2 separate regions of the Mus musculus genome follow, and region 2 is linked to region 1. Evidence: chromatin loops called from intact Hi-C (ENCODE). Cell type or tissue: heart. All regions are shown on one strand.

What was found. Hi-C counts contacts between places; a loop is a spot of excess contacts. Peaks named below come from ENCODE experiments on the same cell type or tissue, not always from the same donor. Only the 100,000 strongest peaks of a DNase experiment are listed, where the experiment ranks them.
Region 2: it touches region 1 in a loop (4-fold over the local background); 5 of 42 quality-filtered maps call a loop at or near these places.

The regions. Positions count from the first base shown.
Region 1 is chr15:5,114,804-5,117,303 of GRCm38, forward strand. Rpl37 (ribosomal protein L37) reads left to right here and starts at 1,810. Exons shown (of 4, transcript NM_026069.3): 1 at 1,810-1,881; 2 at 2,484-2,500. The coding sequence starts at 1,879. It also overlaps a transcript of Card6 not described here. In heart, CTCF peaks have their summits at 1,539 and 1,738 (motif pointing left); a DNase peak (open chromatin) is centred at 1,688; H3K4me3 peaks cover 2,087 bases; H3K27ac peaks cover 2,500 bases.
Region 2 is chr15:6,701,151-6,703,650 of GRCm38, forward strand. No RefSeq gene overlaps it. Among named protein-coding and RNA genes, the nearest start is that of Rictor, 6.0 kb to the right of the region's middle. In heart, a CTCF peak has its summit at 1,204; no DNase peak of the experiment used is centred here.

The sequences.
Region 1 (2,500 bases):
ATAAATTTCAGGACAAAAACCGATGTGCGGATTTCCTGCACACCACAAAGAACAAACTCACTTTAGAGAGAAAAAATGATTTCACTGTCTGATAACTTCAGCTGTAGGCACGTCTTTGGATAAGGTCAGTGACATCCTGCCTCTGAGGGTGGGCTCCTTGGTGGTTTAACGCCCAGCCTACCCTTTCTTCACTAATGTCATTTTTCATAGTCAATGCTGTAGACACAACTCCATGACCCCATCCCAAAAGAGCTGTTTAGTACTCCAAGCGAGAGCATCCAGTGACGTGATAAATCCTGAGGTGGCAGAGAGCACTAAGGTTTCAGGTTAGTTAACCTTGAGATGGAGAAATTATCTAGGTGGGGTGAATGTAGTAACAAGCGGTCTTAAAAGTAGAAGAACACAGAAAACTGTACTACAACGTAAGGTAGGTTATTACTGGCCTGCAAGGTGAAAGACAGCAATTAAACAGCGACTGAGCAGAGCTACACCTCAGCACTACATTTCAATTTTAGTCAAACCAAGCCTCACTTGTGCTTCCCAGCAGAACTGTGAATGAGGCCGGCAGTGGTGGCGCTCGCCTTTAATCCCAGCACTTGGGAGGCAGAGGCCATACAATTTTAAGTGTGCGATACAATTTTGTTATCTGTAGGTACAGTAATGCAAGAGGACCCTAGAATTTATTTCCCATAACTGAAAGTTTACACCCGTTGACTAAATCTGTGTTGCTTCATGCTACTAAATTTATAGCAATTTGCCACCCAGTCTCCTAAGACTTATTTATAGTCCAGTTCAACCATTTGAATGCTTGTTTGCTTTCTCTCCCGTGTGCCCTATCTCCTCCCTCCTCTGATTTCAGTTTACTACTTCTGAGTGGAAAGGATTATACATTTTTCTTTCTACTCCCCTCCCCTAGAAGAAATTGGTACGATTTGCTAACAAAAAACAAAACAAAACAAAAAGCTTCCTTGGTGTTTGCTTTGTTCTGCTGTCCACTATCTTAAGATTTTTGAATGTGATAGACTAGCGATTCTCACATTTGTTTTAGAAAGTATGTAGATGGTATGACTGAGACTTTTCCCCAATTCATCAATGTTCGTACTATATTCTCCATGTTTCCTACTGGGATTGCGGACAGACAGTTGCATTAGCGCTAATCAAGGATGTCTAGGGTTACTTATTTCAAAATGATCTAGGAAAGTGTTTTATACAGTACAGACTTGCAAACTGTACTCAAGTCTAAAAGGGTCAGATTTCCTGGTGGCGGCGCGCTGGCTGGAAGCTGTTATTTAACAAGTTCCGCGTGTGATTCCTTGAGTGCGATCAAACAACTGGCCTCTGAATGACCACCGCGTGAAATCGAGTCGGCCCGAGTCAGAAGCTAACTAAGCTCCTACCCTCGCCGAGACACTTCGTGACTCCATCCTCTCACCAACTCTCCATACAGGCAAGCGAGCGGCCACATCAAAACGAACCTGGGAAGGCTGGCTTTCCCGGATCGGGATCCCAGTCCCAGCACTGCACAACCGCCAGGGGCGCCGCCACGCACTGGGTGTCTGACTCCCCTCGAGCCCCGGGACCGGAAACCAGACGGACTGCCAACACCGCAGCAGCCCCGACACCGCCAGAAACCCTCTCCAACCAGGAGGCGGGCCGCTGGGGAGGGCGGAGCCACAGCGCCAGGCACGCCCCCTACCGGTGTTGCAGCCCAATCGGCTCCCTGGCTCTCTCGCCCGGGAGACTACACCTCCGCACCCGAGGCCTGATAGGGCTGCACCAAGACCCGCCGGAAGTAGTTTCCTGGGCGGAAGCTTATCCACAGGAAGTGGCGGGGGTGCTTTCTCTTCCGGTCTCTTTGGCCTCGCCGGTAGAAGCAAGATGGTGAGTGTGGTTTCTGGGCTCTGTAAATCTCTCTCCATCCTTCTTCCTCGGGCTGTCCTGCCTGTTGCCCGGCGCGTCGGTGACAAGGTTGCGAGTGAGGGGAGCTGATGGGCGAGGAGACGGCGTGCTGTGGTCCGCAGGAACTGGAAGGATGGCTGCTGTGTGCAGAGCCCGGCCCACGGTCCTAGCGCCGCTGTGGGTCTCTCTGGGCTTTGGAGGAGACGTACGCACTGCAGCCCCGGGTGGGTGATCAGGACAGGCTTGGGGACATCTGTCCCCAGCCGCCGAGAAACCGGCTGCTTGGTGGGCAGTACCGCGACTGAGAGACGGGCAGAATGTTGTCCTTAACGCCTAAAGCCAAGGAGGCTTAGGTCCGCGCAGAGTAAGGCATTATAATGGTCGTGTGGATAGCCGGTAGTGCTTCCTACCTACCCTACCTGTGTGCTAAGATTTAAATCTTTACACCGTTTTGTCCCGTGTGGATCTTGTTTACGTCTCATCCATACTCATTGCTAAGAAAATGCCAGAGTACATTGAGAAGTCAGATTTCAGAGTTGCTTATATGTGGGGTTTTTTTTCCTGCTTTTTCTTTTAATGTGCAGACGAAGGGAACGTCATC
Region 2 (2,500 bases), 1.6 Mb after region 1:
CATAACCAATCCGGGTATGAGACACGCCTCTCCTAGGCCTATAAAAGCAGCACCAGCTCTGGGCTCGAAGTCTTTTCGCCTCTGCAATCAAGCTCTCCCAATAAACGTGTGCAGAAGGATCCTGTTGCAGCGTCGTTCTTGCTGGTCGAGTCGAGCGCGCGCAAGACTATAGGGCTGGGGTGTGGGGGGGGTGGCACATAGCGGCACTTGCTGCACAGTTATAAGTGCATACACTCACATGGACCCAGACATGCAGACAGACAGACACACACACACGGAAAAATTAAATAAAAATGCCAGGCAATGGTGGTGCACACCTTTAATCCCACCACTAAGAGGCAGAGTCTGAGTTCAAAGACATCCTGGTCGACAGAGAGCCAGTTCCAGGACAGCCAGGGCTGCACAAAGAAACCCTGTCTTGTTTAAAAAAAAAAAAAAAAGAAAAATAAACCATATCATTTTCCACGGAGACAAGAAATCATTAAATGTTGCTTCTTTAGAACAAATTCTTCTTTTTAACATGGCAATTTACCTCCTCTCCTCTTAATATGCCGTGACATTAGATATTAAAAACCCCTCAAAACCATAGATAATAGTAAAATATTCAAAGCTTCCCAGAGCCCTGCCCGAAGGTTGTTAAAACTTTAAATTTCAGTAAATAAACAAGAGACCCATGTGCAAATTTCTAAGCACAGTAGGTGCCCCTCATTTCTGGTACTCTGTTCATCTAACACAGCTGAACTCAGTCATTTCAGTTCCTAGTCAGGGGTTACCGCTGTTGTGTTAGTTCTCACAACTTTGTGTTATATATATATATTTATATGTGTGTGTGTGTGTATATATATATATATTAAAGATCCCAGGGAGAATGCCAGAGAGAATGTGGCATTCTCTTTGTTTCTTTTACCCCAAGGTCACAGTATCACGGAGACATGGTCAAAAAAATCATTCCACCGTACAATGGGCATTTTCTATTCTGTTTCTGATAGTCACTACCTAAAGTCCAAGTATCACTCAATTTAAGTATAAATTTTCCCAGAAATTATAGAGTTCCATCAGTTTTGTCTTCTGATTCTTAGTAGTGGTGACAGTTCCCTGTGATTTTGATAATATAAAGTATTCTTTATTGGATCATGATTCCATTTTCCAGTACATGCTAGACTTTTCTCCCAAAAGAACTTGTAGTTGCTGCTGATGGAGGGCAGGGGGCGCAACCAAGCTGGGCTCAGTTTGGTCCACCTCCTGATACTGGCTCTCCAACCTTGGATATTACCTTAGTCTTCTCTCTGCTGTGCCTGTGGCATTTATCCCTAGAGTAATACCACTCACCACGTTTCCTGTTCTTTATTCTGATTTTACTGTCCCTACTGAAGATCAACCACAGGCTTTTTACTTCCCAAGCAAGGACTGTACCACTGAGATATACATCTTGAATCTCCTAGGTCTCTTATTTTGGTTTTATGCTTTGTAGTGGAGGACTTTTGTTTGTTTGTTTGTTTGTTTTTGTTGTTGTTAAGGACTTATTTATTTTTTGTATTTGAGTACACTGTCACTGTCTTCAGACACGGAGGGATCTCTGGATGGTTGTGAGCCACCATATGGTTGGTAGGAATTGAACTCAAGACCTCTGGAAGAGCAGTCAGTGCTCTTAACCACGGAGCCATCTCTGCAGCCCTTGAGGAGGTTTTTTTTGAAGACTCCTTTCTCCAAGATCGGAAGACAGTCTATTGATAGTGTAAAGATCCACAATTTACCTGGCATTTGGTCAGCAGGCTAAGTCTATACACAGCATCCCGAGGGACGGAAGAATTGGGATTCTACAGATCCCAGGAGTTCCCAGAGCGGCCTTCCCCCTTAGCTTATGACTATATACCAAGCTAAATGAATTTAAGGAGGATGTTTTAAACTATACATCACAAAATGTACACATGGTCTAAACACAGTCTTCCAGAGCCAGATGTGATGGTCCATGCCTGCCATTCCAGCGCTCAAGAGGCTGGGACAGAAGTATTGCAGGTGCAAAGCCAGCCTGAGCTACATAGAACCTATCCAAAAAAAAAAAAAAAAAAGTCTTGCAAAGAAACTACGTGTGTATATAACAGAATAACGAAAGCAAAGCACAAATTATCCAGAGTCTGAGAGATCTGATGGTTCTGATTCTAGCATTTTCAGGGTTTTCTTATAAGAAAACAAAAGCAACAATGGTACAACTAGATGTTGTGTCTAAAGACAGAAATTATTAGCATTATGTGAAACAGGAGTTTACACCCATTACCCACTATTCCTGAGATCTGAAGTATAAACTGCCCCCAGGAAACATTAGCCATTGATGCGACAAAGCTGGCTGCTTAGTAAAATATTTTTTAAAGATTAGTATAATAGCCATATTCTTTTAGTGATGTTAGAAGTTATACGCTATTGAATTCAGTACTTTCCAAAAGGAGACATTTCTTTCTAGTCATAGACAGAATTATCTTCAGGGACTATAGTGGTATTTCCT